Regions from separate parts of the Homo sapiens genome. Here region 1 is linked to region 2. Evidence: chromatin contacts called from ENCODE Hi-C data. All regions are on one chromosome and are shown on one strand. The core of a region is the stretch at or near the end of the contact, and the rest is flanking DNA. Distances in the headings are between cores, read along the strand shown.

What was found. Hi-C counts contacts between places; a loop is a spot of excess contacts on that map. Pooled maps may share reads with other maps.
Region 1: a loop to region 2 is called in a pooled map, with 7 times the contacts of the local background. The contact joins two enhancer-like sites. A Hi-C loop is called at or near these places in 2 of 37 single-sample maps with no recorded cell type and 4 of 50 pooled maps.

Annotation. Positions count from the first base shown.
Region 1 is chr5:1,310,881-1,317,941 of GRCh38, reverse strand. CLPTM1L (CLPTM1 like) reads left to right here. Exons shown (of 17, transcript NM_030782.5): 17 at 1-190. Among named protein-coding and RNA genes, the nearest start is that of MIR4457, 5.0 kb to the right of the region's middle. RefSeq lists enhancers at 1,197-1,346, 1,637-2,026, 4,845-4,914. Within about 2 kb of position 4,846, at least 3 of the 41 ENCODE cell types and tissues checked have a DNase peak (open chromatin) inside an H3K27ac peak, as active enhancers do.
Region 2 is chr5:542,110-549,432 of GRCh38, reverse strand. No RefSeq gene overlaps it. Among named protein-coding and RNA genes, the nearest start is that of MIR4456, 9.9 kb to the right of the region's middle. Within about 2 kb of position 5,277, at least 8 of the 41 ENCODE cell types and tissues checked have a DNase peak (open chromatin) inside an H3K27ac peak, as active enhancers do.

The DNA.
Region 1 (7,061 bases), core at 3,597-6,096, 770 kb before region 2:
CTTTTGTTTGAGAGTTGGTTGTTTTAAAGCTTAATGTATGTTTCTATTTTAAAATAAATTTTTCTGGCTGTGGCATTTTTCTTGACCTGGTATAATGAAAGTATTTCGGATATTTGAGTTTAACCCTTTTCCAGAAAGTAATACATGATATGGATTTATTTATGCATTAAAAGAGCAAATTTAAAGAGCCCTTTGCAAGCCTTTGAGTCATGAGTGTTCTTAGATACGTAGCATCTTAGTTGTTTAAGACTAAACTATTGTACAGAGCCATGACCCATCAGGTCAAGCTTATCTTGCCCTAGGTTGAGGCAGAGAGAGAGAAATGGAATAGAAAGATGGGTGGAGAACTGCTGGACTCGGTGTGTAGTGAAGTTTAATGTTTGTTGAAGTTAGTTTTTGTGGGGTTTGTTGTTCTCAGCTCACAGCAGCCTCCACCTCCCATGTTCACACAATCTTCTTGCCTCAGCCTCCTGAGTAGCTGCGACTACAAGTGTGCACCACCACATCCAGCTTTTTTGTATTAATATTTTTAGTAGAGATGTGGTTTTGCCATGTTGTCCAGGCTGGTCTCGAACTCCTGATCTCAAGTGATCACCCGCCTTGGCCTTTTGAAGTGCTGGGAGTACAGGCATGAGCCACCACACCTGGCCTCTAAATATATAATCTTTTTTTATTCCTGGTCATTTCCTTGCTCTAAGTCTCCTTTGCCAATAACAGCTTTCATCCTCTTGTGTTTCTGGAACAGGCTCCCCTCTCATGGGCCTGGCTTCCTTGCAGCTGAGGGGCTTTGGGAGCCCTGCTCAGAGCCCCAAGCCTGCAGGCCTGTTCCATGTGTCTCCACGTAAATGGACGAGACACACCATTCCAGGATGCTCATTCAGGCTGAGAACCAAATCCAGATGCTCTCAGTCCATTCGCAGATGACAGTGAAGTTTCTGTACACTCTGCTTTCTTCTGGATCAGATAAATCTTTTATAATTAAGGTGTTGTAAACTTCACTCGATTTGAGAGGAATGCACTGGGGCTTCAAGTTGTCATCTTTCAGTTTTATTCATTAAAATACGAAGATACCAGATGAGTTGGCACAGGAAAACAAATACGAATACACGGCCTGTACTGTGTTACTTAGTCGTGTGTTGTAAGTGGGGTCTGGAAGGGTGGCTGGGAGAGCGGGTGAACTGCCGGTTCCAGATGGGACGCACAGCACCTTAAGGGGCCTGGGGGGGCACACGGGAGGCGGCTCCAGAGGCAGGGCAGATAGTGGGGGCCCGCAGGCAAGTCAGCAGTGGGGGAAAGACAGCAGAAGGCGTGAGGGTCTTCATTGGTGTATGTGAAGGTCACGAGGTCACACGGCCCTGCCCATCACAGGTGCGTCGGTCTGCGGGGAAGTTGAGGCATCAGGGAACAGGAAGTTTTAAACGTTTACAATGGATCTTACCCACACAGGCCGTGCCTTTGCCTGCGGTGTCAGATTACTAGGGCGGGGTGCGGTGGAGGGTGTCCCTTCCACACCTGTGGTTTTATTTGTCTTTGGGGGAGGGGAGCCTTGCTTTATAAAACACAACTGGCTGTGTTCTGTAAGGCTTCACCCAGCACATCCTGTTGGCAGCAGCTAAGCACACAAACGGGAAAGGAGTATCGCCCAACTCCACCGATGAACTCAAAGTGCCTGGCTTTGCCTGGGGGATGCTGGCAAGGTTAGGTGCGGTTCCCAGCGTTTCTTCTGCCTCCTGGGGCACATCCCGCGGTGGGTCAGCGCCTGCGGCCGGCTGCTGCAGAAATAGCGTCATTCGGCCCCTGCATCAGCAGCCAAAGCCGGGCCTAACTGTCAGGAGCTCCGTGGATAGCTTTGCTGCTCTCGCTTTTCAGTTTCAGTATCAAAAATAGTTGCTACAAGAACTGATTTTTGTCATAGCACCTGCTCTTCCATTTGGGCTGGCGTGCTGAGCAAAGGTGGGTGCAGGCGCCTCATCAGCCTGACAGCAGAGTCAGCTTAACCTGAGTTTTCAGGAAGCACCGTGGCAGGCCCCCAAAAGGGGCAGATGTCCACCGTGCACTGCGTCTGCTTCTGCAGTCGGCCCTCCAGTGCCGTTTTCTTTCACCTGCAAAGGGCCTTAATGCGTGAACCAGCTGCTGGTGACTGTTAGTCTTGCTCTGTTTAAACAGTAGCAAGTTGCAGAGTGTTCCTTTGAAGACACCGCAAGTCACGTGTGTCAGTTACTCCTGAGAGGTTTCTGGGGCGCCTGCCTCTCCTTTCTTTAAGATGAGCAGAGGTTTAAAAAAAAATGAGTTTGGGGAATGAGCCTTGAAAGTCCTTCCAGCTTCAGGACCGGCACTTGCTCTGACAGTCTGACTTCTGCCCTGTGGGCCGGCGCTCCTGCAAATGGGCAGTGTTTCAAGAGAGGACTGAGCCTCATGCAGATCCATCTCATGGGAACCCTGAAGCTTCACTGACCAACAGAGGCTCCACCTGGGCGACTTGAAACATGCTTAAAGGGTTTATCTGTCATTCATCCCGATGAGTTTAGTTCTGTTTTCCTCTTGGATTTCATTGATATTTCTGCATACCATCAAAGCCCTGTCTTATGATTGATCATGAGGTGGGACTTAGAAATGCGCTAAGTACCTGTGGATTTTAGACTGTGTCAAAGCCCTCGAAGCTGAAACAGAGGACTGACAAGGTGAGGGCCCGGGGTCCCCCACGGTGGAACTGCAGTGTCCTGATCGCAGCTGGTGGGCTCCGTACCTGGGCAGGATGGGCTCTACTGGAGCAGCCAGTGTCCAGAAGGAGCTTCTGTCTCTACCCCTTGGCACTGGCCACTCATTTTATAGAAGAGATTTTCTTTAGACCAGAGTTTATTAGAAAGCCAAGGAAAATGAGAACACGTCCCCCTGTGAAGTACCTGCCACACATAGCCCTGTTGAAGCCAGTTTGGTGGCTGTTGGGTCTTTGGCAACGAGATCAGTCTGTTGGCCTCGGCCCCGGTAAGCCCCACAGGCCAGGGGTCTGGAGGAAGGATGGGGTGCAGCCTGCGATAGGTGAGGCTACGGAACCCTGACGAAGCAGGGGCTGTGTTCGAGGAGTGATCCATGCGGAGGAGGGAAACCAGGAGGAGGTCTTGGCGTATACCACACTGCTTACCCCTTTCCTGAAGCAGGCACAGGACCCAAGGGGGTGTGGCGCCCTGTGGCCCACCATGCTTTCAGAGCAGCAGCCTCTGCAGAGACACTGGTCCCAGAAAAGCCACCGCCTGAGTGTCCCCCAGCCACGGCCACCATCCCCACAGCTTTCATGCTTCAAGCAGCATATTTGTTCTCTGATGGTTCTGGAGGCCAGGAGTCCAGACCAGACCTCCCTGCGCGGCCACTGGGGTGTGGGCAGGCCCTGCCCTCCAGGGGCTCCAGGTGCTCCGTTCCTCGTGCTCTCCACCTCGAGAGCTGTGCTCCTTGCATTCCCGGGCTTGTGGCCTTCTTCGCCTCACCCTAACCTTTGCCTCCGTGGTCATATCCCTGATTCTCACCCCGACCCTCTGTGGTTACATCAGTCCCAGACGATTACCCAGCATCATCTCCCATCCAAGATCCAAGTGTGATGGTGGCCACCGAGTCCACTCTGGCACGTGGGATCACATCCGCGGTTCTGGGGCTGAACCGGGATGTCTGGGGGGACATGCCCACCTCCCCCTCATCCTGCCATTTCCCTTGTTGAACCTTCAGTGTGATGTCCCAGTGGCTTCTGTCCTGCTGGCTGGACTCAGCTGGTGCACTGAGAGGCAGACACTTTTTTTTTTTTTTTTTTTTTGAGACGGAGTCTCGTTCTGTCACCCAGGCTGGCACTGCAACCTCTGCCACCCGGGTTCAAGCGATTCTCCTGCCTCAGCCTCTCGAGTAGCTGGGGTTACAGACATCTGCCACCACGCCCGGCTCATTTTTGTATTTTTAGTAGAGATGGGGTTTCACTATGTTGCCAGGCTGGTATTGAACTCCTGACCTCACGTGATCTGCCCGCCTTGGCCTCCCAACGTGCTGGGATTACAGGCATGAGTTGCTGCACCAGGCCGGCAGGCACTTTTAAAAAACTTGTTGCTATACAATTTCCACACAGTGTCATGGCAGATGCACCCCGTGCAGCTCAACAAGCCCTGCATGCTTCCAGACTCCAGCACCAAGCACCCGAGTCAGGCTACAGACAGACCCCGGCCCCACGGGGCCCTCTCAGTGGAAACCAGGCGGGTGAACCCAGCCCATGGGTCACCGGGTCCAAGTCCCACACATGAACAGTCATGCTGGGAGCTCTGGTACCCAGGTTCTCGGGCTGGGCTCTGTCTGGCGTCCATCTGTGTTGTCGCAAGCGGTGCTCATTGTGACTTTCTTCCATGTGGCATTCCATGGCACGAACCGGGGCCGTTACGGATCAAATCATGCACGTGGCTGTGCCTGCCTTTGGGCACAGACCCAGGGGGGACATGGCTGTTGTGGTGCATGTGTGCTGAGCTCCAGTACATGTCACCCGTGTTCTAAGGGGTCTGTGCCACTCTGGCTGTGCACTGTGGCATGTGAGCCCCATGGCATCACCCCTTCTCCAGCACACAATGCTGCTGTCTAATTTTAGCCACTCTGGTGGGTGTGTAGTGGAGCCTTTTCGCGGTTTAAATGTGCATTTCCCTGCTGACTAGCGGCGTTGAAAACCCTTTGTATCCTCACCAACCCTCTGGGTGGCTTCTCTTTGTGTTTTCTGTTTCCTGTTCCCTCCAATCACACCTTGCAGAGCTGATTGTGCAGGGCTGGCTCACTGAAGCTGCCGTGGCCACGGACGGTGAGGCTGAGACCATTTCCTCCTGTCTGTTGTCTAAAATCATCCCCTAAGGCATTTGTGGATGCAACTGATGAAACCGCCTAAGTCTGCGGTTTCCTTTGTGGGATATTTTTTTCACTACTGTTTTAATTTTTGTAACTTCTGTGATAATAATACCATGCAGATTTTCTATTTCCCCTTGATGTTTTATTATATTTTGTTTAAAGAATTTGTCCGTTTGACCTAAAATGACAACTGTCTTTTTTTTTTTTTTCAAGACAAGGTCTAACTCTGTTGTCCAGGCTGGAGTGCAGTGGTGCAATCTCAGCTCACTGCAGTCTCAACCTCCCTGGGCACAGGCGATCCTCCCACCTCAGCCTCCTGAGTAGCTGGGACTACAGGCACACCTGGCTAATTTTTGTATTTTTAGTAGAGGCGGTTTCACCATATTGGCCAGGGTGGTCTTGAACTCCTGACCTCAATTGATCTGTCCACCTCAGCTCCCCAAATTGCTGGGATTACAGGCCTGAGCCACCATGCCCAGCCAATTTTTGTATTTTTTTGTAGCAATGGGGTCTTGCCATGTTGCTTAGGCTAATCTCAAACTCCTGGGCTCAAGCAATCCACCACCCACCTCGGCCTCCCAAAGTGCTAGGACTACAGGTGTGCACCACTGCGCCTGGCCCAAATATCAACTGCCTTGGCATGACATTGGCATAGCACTGTCTTGATTTACGTGACACCTGTGGCAACGTCTGCTTCTCCACCCCTGTGTGAGCTTGTGGGGGCGGCCACAACAAAGCACTGTGGCTGGCAGCTTCAATAGCAGACATTGGCCAACTCAGTTCTGGAGGCCACGGTCCCAGATCAGGTGTGGGCAGGACTGGCTCCCTCTGAGGCTGCGAGGGATGCTCTGTGTCAGCCTCTCCTTGGCTTGTACATGGCCGTCTTCTCCCTGTGTCCTCACATCATCTTCCCTTGATGCCCGTCTGTCTCTGTGTCCAGATTTCTCCTTCTTATAAGGACACCAGTCACTGGCTTAGGGCCACCCTAATGACCCCATCTTAACTAATCACACGTGCAAATATTCTATTTCCAAATAAGGGCACATTCTGAAGTTCTGGGGGTTAGGACTTTAACACGTAGATTTTGGGGAGGACACAGTACAATCCGTAACAACTTCTTATGAGATCAGAGGTGGGACTTGGACCCCAGACCCAATTGAGGACTAGCTGAAACACAGCCAGGGCGGAAGCGGCTTTCCATGAGACACACCCACCAGTGTTTACCATTGCCGTGGCAACCCCCAGGCGTTACCACCCACTTCCATGGCAATGACCCCACTACACAACGGTTACTACCCCTTCCCTAGAAATTTCTGCATAAACCGCCCCTTAGTCTACATGTAATTAAAAGTGGGTACAAACCTGACTGCAGACCTGCCCTGAGCTGCTGCTCTCAGCACACCACCTATGAGGAGCCCTGCCTGGCAGGAGCAGCCCCGGGGCTGTCACAACACCTGTGGGGAGCCCTGCCCTGGACGCATTGACTTCGGGAGCCCTGCCCTCAGCGCGCCGCCTGTGGGGAGCCCTGCCCCACGGGAGCAGTCCTGGGGCTGTCACACTGCCTGACCTGTAACCCTGCTGCTTCCATACAGCTGTTTCCTTCCACCCTACTGAGGCAGGAGAATAGGGTCTGGAGGCAGGGAACCTAAGGCTGATTCACGCTGACTTCCTAGAACGAAATCAAAAGGAAAACCCCAACTTTCCATGCCCAAGTTACCAAAGAACCAGAAGCTATTCCCTTTGCAATACCTCCCCCTTTTTTCTGAGTGGCAGATGAAAAATTGAAAGTACCTCTGATGAGTCCCCTCCTGCAACCAATCAGACTGGTCGTGGGCCAAGTCTTCATTTGTATGGGAATATAATGCTGTAACTTCAATTCAGCCTCTGATTGTTCGCTTCCCACAACCAAGCCAACCAACTGTGGGTCACTACTTCATTTACATAGGGCATACACCAAGTAACCAATGGGAAACCTCTAGAGGGTATTTAAACCCCCAAGATTCTGTACCTGGGCTCTTGGGCCACTTGCTTGAGCCCACTCCCACTCTGTGGAGTGTACTTTTGTTTTAATAAATCTGTGCTTTTTTTTTTCATTGCTTTGTGGATTTTGTCCAATTCTTAGTTCAAAACACCAAGAACCTGGACAACCTCCACTGGTAACACTACCACTGGCTCATCCTTGAGTGAAGCCAAGAACCCTC
Region 2 (7,323 bases), core at 4,028-6,527:
CCTCAGACAATCACAATATGCATCAATTTGCATATGTAGATGTTGATTTTTTTCCCTCACATCACACAGAGAACATTTTTCCATATCATTAAAATTCAAATTGAAGCATCATTTATTTATGACTCTTCACTTGCTGGGTTTGCATAATCAACCATTTCGGCCAGTAGAGTTTCAGGTAGATTGGTACCAGAATGTGAAAACAGATCGAGGGAAGAGCATAATCAACCATTTCAGCCAGTAGAGTTTCAGGTAGATTGGTACCAGAATGTGAAGACGGATCAAGGGAAGAGCATAATCGACCATTTCAGCCAGTAGAGTTTCAGGTAGATCGGTACCAGAATGTGAAGACGGATCAAGGGAAGAGCATAATCGACCATTTCAGCCAGTAGAGTTTCAGGTAGATCGGTACCAGAACGTGAAGACGGATCGAGGGAAGAGCATAATCGACCATTTCAGCCAGTAGAGTTTCAGGTAGATCGGTACCAGAACGTGAAGACGGATCGAGGGAAGAGCATAATCGACCATTTCAGCCAGTAGAGTTTCAGGTAGATCGGTACCGGAACGTGAAGACGGATCAAGGGAAGAGCATAATCGACCATTTCAGCGAGTAGAGTTTCAGGTAGATTGGTACCAGAATGTGAAGATGGATTAAGGGAAAAGAAACTGGAATTCCAGAACTAGACTCAGGTGTATACGGAAATGGCATATCACAGAGACAGCATTGCCAACCCATGGGAAATGGATGATTCTACCCGAGGTTGCATGATGCCCTGCTAGGCATTTGGAGAATGTTAAGCTGGGACCACAGTTCATTCTTTCTGGCAGTGTGAGTGGTGCAGAAAAATGATTCACCATTTAAAATCAACGGATTGCTGGGCCACTTTCTTCCCTTCTCCTTTGCCTGCTAATCCCGCCCTCAGGACTCGCCCCCAGCATCACTTCCTCCAGGAAGACTCCCCTAAGCCGAGTGCCCTCTCTCTTTGGGGCCCACGGGAGCTGACGTGTCTCTGGTGTGTGGGGCAGAGGTCAGGAGCTCTCTGAGAGTGACGTCCTGTCTCCTTACTGCTGCGTCTCCGCACCCTCAAAAAGCAGAAGCCTGGCTGCTGCTCACACTGGCGTGGCCTTGCCTGGGGGTGAGAGGCCCTCACAGGTCCCCTGTCCAGGGCTCAGGGCAGTGGGAATCAGCACGGAGACACGCTGAGGTGGCCGTGTCTCAAACACAAGTAATAGATGGGCTCCTGTGAGAGAAAGGGAATGGCTTTGTGGCTCCCAGGGAGGTTTGTGATTTGGAGTCTCTGTTTGCTGGTTCAGAGCAGTCGGATCTGAAGCTACCGGAACTGAGAGAGACAGTTTTGACTTTACCAAGATGTCTCACGTCACTGCATCCCAATCCAAAGACAGATTATTGTGTGGCATATTAAAGTGGGACAAAAAGTGGTATTTATTCCTTGGAATCGAAGGACACCTATTTACTGTGCATTTCTGGCTACTGAGCACCAGCGAGTCGGCACCTGCAGAGACGGGAGGGAGGAGGTGCCACGTGCAGCATCCTGGTGAGGCTCTGCTCCCAGTGCGAGGCGGCCTGTTTGGGCAGAGCTGGACTCGTTTGCCTGCGCTAGGCAGACGCAGCATGAACCCACAGCGCACAGCCTATGTGGAATCCAGCACTGGCGGTTTGTCCTGCCACTGTCCAGCACGTCCAGCCCCCTTCTGGGCGGGAGGCTTGACACCAGCCCTGACACACAGCAGGCAGGTGAGGTGCCAGCTCCTGCATCCCCCCCACAGAGCCAGGGCTTCCTCCAACCTGGTGCCTCAGCGTCAGGCAAGCAAAGCAAAGGCAGCAGCAGGTGGGAGCCCCATCCCTGGCCAGCGAGCCCCACAAGCTGTGGGGTGGCCTCTCCTGCCTCAGTTATCTGGGAGCAGGGAGTGAGTGTCACAACAGCCTTGCATTGGATTCACGGTGGCAGGTGGCCCAGGGGTGGGCCGGTGTGGGAGGGTTGTCCTGGGCAGACCACACCCAAGGTCATGGGCCTGGCTGCCTGGCCCCTGTGGCCCTGACCATCTCCCGTGCCAAGACTCCCAGCGAAGGGGCAGTGGACCCAGGTCTGCAGCTTCTGAGGGCTGCACAGTTCGTACCCCCAGCCCCACCCTACCTGGACAGGCTGCAGCCCACTGGGTCTCTAGGAGGGGGCGGGCCTGCGATGAGGGTCCAGGGAAGAGCCATCCTTGGGCAGCTGCTCCTGAGGCCCCGGCACTGCCCTCGGTGCCCCCAGCACTCACCCTCTCCACTGCCCAGTCAGCCTGGCAGCCATTGTCTAGGCCTCCAGGCTACAGCCCCCACTTTGAAGCAACTCTGACTCCAAAGTGGCACGCCTTGTCCCTTGTTTAAAACTTGGACTCAGAGGGGTGAGGGTCCCTGCAGGGTGCACCTGGAGACCCTCTGAGTCCAAGTTTTAAACATGAGGCTTCCCAGTCCCCATCCTGGTCTTTGGACAGAGGCAGCAGCAGGTGGGAACCCCATTCCTGGCCATTCAAGCCCCACAAGCTGTGGGGTGGCCTCTCCTGCCTCAGTTATCCGGGAGCAGGAAGTGGGTGTCGCAACAGACATAATCAGGTGTCACAAAGTCCAAGCCCTGTAATTCTGTGAACTTTATTGGTAGGAGGGGCTGTCTCCCGAGCCGCTCGCCCCATCCTTAACCCGGTTTTGGCCCCAAGTATATGGCGCCCCAGCCGAGAACAAGGCCATTCAGGGATTAAGACAGCCAAGCCTCAGTCTCCAGTCGGGTAAAGGGCAAAGGACGGCAAAAGGCCATCCGGAGACCCCAGGGCTGGCCTCATAGGGCAGGGCAGCTGGTGTTGGGGTCACAGCCTGGCACTAGCACCACTTCTGAAAAAAGCTCCCGGGTGGCATGGTCATAGGACTGCCCAATGTCAGTGCTGGGACCACACAAGGACAGGTGTGACCTCGGGGTAGACTTTCCTCCTGATAAGCCCTGGCAGCTGCTCCAGACCCTGCAGGGACAAGCAAAGTCACTTTCCCTGACCTCCTCTTTCCCGGGCCTTCCCAGGGCTCCCAGAGCCACCGTGACCTGTAGGGGCCAGGACAGGAGGAGAGAAAGCTTGGGGCTGGAACAGGACCTAGCCTGCAGGGTAGCAGGTGCAATCCCAGGCTTCAGGGCTGGTTGTGCGGGGCTCTGCCCAGCGAGTGTGGTGGGCCAGGGTGGAGGCCCTGCCTGTGCTCCCTGCAGCCCCAGCAATCCCTCCTTGGACGCTGGCCTTGAGAAGAGCCAGGGAGGCTGCTGTGCTTTCAGCTGCTGGACCCTAGGGGAGCAAAACCCCATGGAAGAGCCTGTACGAGAAGAAGGCCTGAGACAGTTAAGTGACTGCTCTATGGAAGGCCCCAGCAAGGATGCTTCAGCAGGGTCCCATGAGCACCCAAGACCCACTTGCTGACACAGCACGGACACCCCCAGAGGCCATGGCAGAGTCAGCTTCCCTCTTCCCCCTCCACAAAGAGTTGGCCACATTCTGCAAAGTCAGTGGTCAGGGGCCCACTGTGGCCACCAGGAGCCTGCCGTCCGCCCTGTGGTATGTCCTGCAGCTCTCGACACCTCACAACCTCCAGCGGGCCTTGCCCACCCCATGGGAAGGGGCACCAGGATGCCTAAGGCCCCATAGAACTCAGGCCCTTGGCCACATCCAGCCTCTGGGCTCCATCCACTGAGGCGGTTGGCCCGTGCTGACCCACAGGTCATGGAGTCTCAGGCCTCAGGCCCTCAGTCCAGAAGGGGAGATGAGTCCGGCAGCATGTCCAGTGGAAAAGGGCCTCCAATTGGCTAGTTTAAGTGGCATTGACTAAGACCTGGCTAGCACTGGGCCCACAGGTCCCGGTAGGTCATCTGGTTGGGACCCCCACACCCAGCACTCCTATGTCCCACAGAGCTGCTTTTGTCACAGCACACACAGCTGCATTCATGCACAGACAGGTCCTCATGTGTCTGGAGTTTGTTCCTTCCGGTGGGTTCATGGTCTCGCTGACTTCAGGAATGAAGCCACGGACCCTTGCGGTGAGTGTTACAGCTCTTAAAGGTGGTGTGGACCCAAACAGTGAACAGCAGCAAGATTTATTGTGGAGAGGGAAAGAACATAGCTTCCACAGCATGGAAGGGGACCAGAGTAGGTTGCTGCTGCTGGCTGGGGGGTGGCCAGCTTTTGTTCCATTAGTTGTCACCACCCATGTCCTGCTGATTGGTCCATTTTACAGAGTGCTGATTCGAACATTTTACAGTGTGCTGATTGGTCCATTTTACAAACCTCTAGCTAGCTACAGAGTGCTGGTTGGTGCGTTTTTACAGAGCACTGATTGGTGCATTTTACAAACCTCTAGCTAGCTACAGAGTGCTGATTGGTGCATTTTACAATCCTCTTGTAAGACAGAAAAGTTCTTCAAGTCCCTACTCAACCCAGGAAGTCCAGCTGGCTTCGTCTCTCACTCAGAGACCCGGTGAGGAGACGCAGCTGAAGATGCCTGGGCAGGACCCGGGGCCGACCAGGCTTCTCAGAGCTGTCCTCAGCTGCTAATCCCCTCCAGTGGGTCAGGGAGTCCTGAGCAGCACAGGACCTGGAGGAAATACAGTGACAACCCCCTGGCCTGCAAGCAGGTGGCACGAGACAGGCACCCCAACATGGCCAGCAGGCGGGGACACCAGCTTCAGAGGCTTGGCCCCTCCAACCCACACCCCAAGAGCATTGGCCTCCCTGGTGGTCTCCTGGCCCTGTTTGGGTTTTGTGTCTCACCAGGCTCATGTGACACTTGGGACCCACCTCAGAGCCAAGCCAGACAAGGCCCCTGGGGAGCTTCAGGTCCCACAGCCTGACTGGAGGCAGGAAGGAGACCCCTGGGGGGCGTGCAGTGCCTTGAGTCCTACTGAGGGGATGCCTGGTGCGCAAAGGCCTGGCCCCGGCCCCTCAGCGTGTGAGAGCAGGAAGCTGCTGTGTCCTCGATGCCTCCTGTCCTGCTGTCCTCCTATCCCAAGGAATGGGCAGCCGGGCCCGGGGTGCTGTTTGTTCACTCTCGGGGACGAATGTGCCAGGCTCCACCTGTGAACCCACATCTGACCCAGCTCTCTGCTAGGGCAGCGCCTGCCCTCCCTACTCTGCCTGTGTGATTTTAAAGCCTATGAAAATTAAACAGGAAGTGGAAGTGGAAGTGAGACCAGCCCCTCCCACGGCCTCACGGGCAGAGCACTGGGCTGGGGCTTCGCGGCTGCGTTTACTTCCCCAAACCTTCACCTTCCTCCAATGAGCAAGGTTGGCTAAAGGTAATGCGGTCGTAAAATGATTTCCGGATCTTCTGAAATCCCCGACAGGAGCCTGTGGTCTGGAAAGCTGTTGCGCTGGCCTGGACCGTGGGCTTGGAGGATGGATGGGCTCCCACCCACGGTCCCATTTGCCAATTGTTCCTGGCAGTTAGTCACCCCCTGGCTGATGAGGACGTGGTAAACCACACGGGGTTGAGGAGAGGACGGAGCCTCGGCGTGACCTCGGGCCACCTCTGAGCCACTGAGGGATGCAGGGCCAGGCGGGGGTCACCACAGGTGATTTTTCCCAGTGTCTGTCCTGGACCCCTCACCCCAGGCTCCAGGCAACTCAGCCGTGGGCCCTGCCCAGAGCCCCCCAGGCTCCAAGGGCACTATAGCCTTTGTGGGCCAGAGCTGCTGTCCCAGGCGTGTGCTCAGGACCCTCAAAGACCTGGCTTTCCTGTCCTGCCATTGTCCTGGGGACCTCAAATGCCCACAGGGTGATGCCCCAGAACCCTTGCATCCTCCTCCATAGCCCAGCTCCCTCTGGCCTCCGCTGTAGCCTCAACCTCAGGCTCTTGGGTGTGTGGCTCCTGCCTGGGGCCCACTGAGCCCTCAGCTGCACCAGGCCTTGGGTGTCTCCAACTAAGCCCAGCACCAGCTCCGACACTGTTGTCCTATTTCCCCACTTTACCATCCTTGGGACCCCAGCATCCGGCCCTCAGCGGCTTTCCCCACTTTACCATCCTTGGGACCCCAGCATCCAGCCCCTCAGAGCTTTCCCCACTTTACCATTCTTGGGACCCCAGCATCCGGCCCCTCAGCGGCTTTCCCCACTTTACCATTCTTGGGACCCCAGCATCCAGGCCCTCAGCGGCTTTCCCCACTTTACCATTCTTGGGACCCCAGCATCCGGCCCCTCGAGTGGCGGCACCTTGGCTTCTGCTCAGCACTCTGCCAGTTCCCCTCCACGAGGCGGCTTGAGCACACTCACTGGACCCACCTGGCCCTGCAGCCCAGCCCTGGCCCCGGCTGCTGTGGTGCTGAGACCCTCCCCACCCGCCTGCAGCAGGCTCCTCCCCTGGACCTTCCTCCGCAGGTGACCCCAGACACATCAGGGCCCTCAGCTGACACCTTTCCATGTCCTCCGCAGGTCCCTGCACCCCGCACGCCCACCTGCCTCTCGCATGCTGGGGCCTCTGCCTGTCCCTCTGCCCTGATGGCTTTCATGTCACTGCCTAAGCACGTTCAGCGGTCCTCCACCGAGCACTAGAACACCAGACCCTCCCTCCCGCTGTCCCGCGCCTCTGCTTCCTGCTGCCAAAGCTTCCCCGTCGCACCCGAGCCCCTCGCACCTGGCTCTGCCATACGGAGCAGTCCTTGTCCCTGCAGCAGCGTCACCAAAGCCTTCCTCTTGATACAGCTGCTCCTTCTGGGGTCCAGGAGATTTGGCCTGAGGAGCTGGGATGTCACTTGTGGGGTCTGTGGGATACTCTGACCTGAGGTCTCCCAGACCCTCCCTGGGAGGATGACCCAGACCTCAGCTCCGAGGTCGAGGCCTGGTGCAGCTCAGGGCTCAGTGGGCCCCAGGCAGGAGCCACACACCCAAGCCCTGTGCACCCAAGCCTGAGAAGTGCCCTCGGCAGAAGGAAGGGCCCGTGGGGTCAGAGCCGGGCCACCCATGGGGCCTGTGCTCCCAGGGGACACACCGGGGCCACTGAGGGCTGTCAAGACAGGGCCTAGGCATGACCTTGGTGACAGTTTGTTACCTGAAAAAAAAAACAAAAACAAAAACAAAACTTTTCAAGAAAAGCACCTAAGAAGATGAAGTGGGAACGTCATGTGGTGGGCACGCCAGCTTTCAGAGACGCGGTGGGAACGTCAGCCTTTCAGAGATGCGGTGGGAACGTCAGCCTTTCAGAGACACGGTGGGCACCCCAGCTTTTCAGGGGCTTTTCAGGGTCGTCCTTGCCCTGCACGTGGGACCAGGACCGATGTTCACCTGCTGGAAACTTGGGTCTCA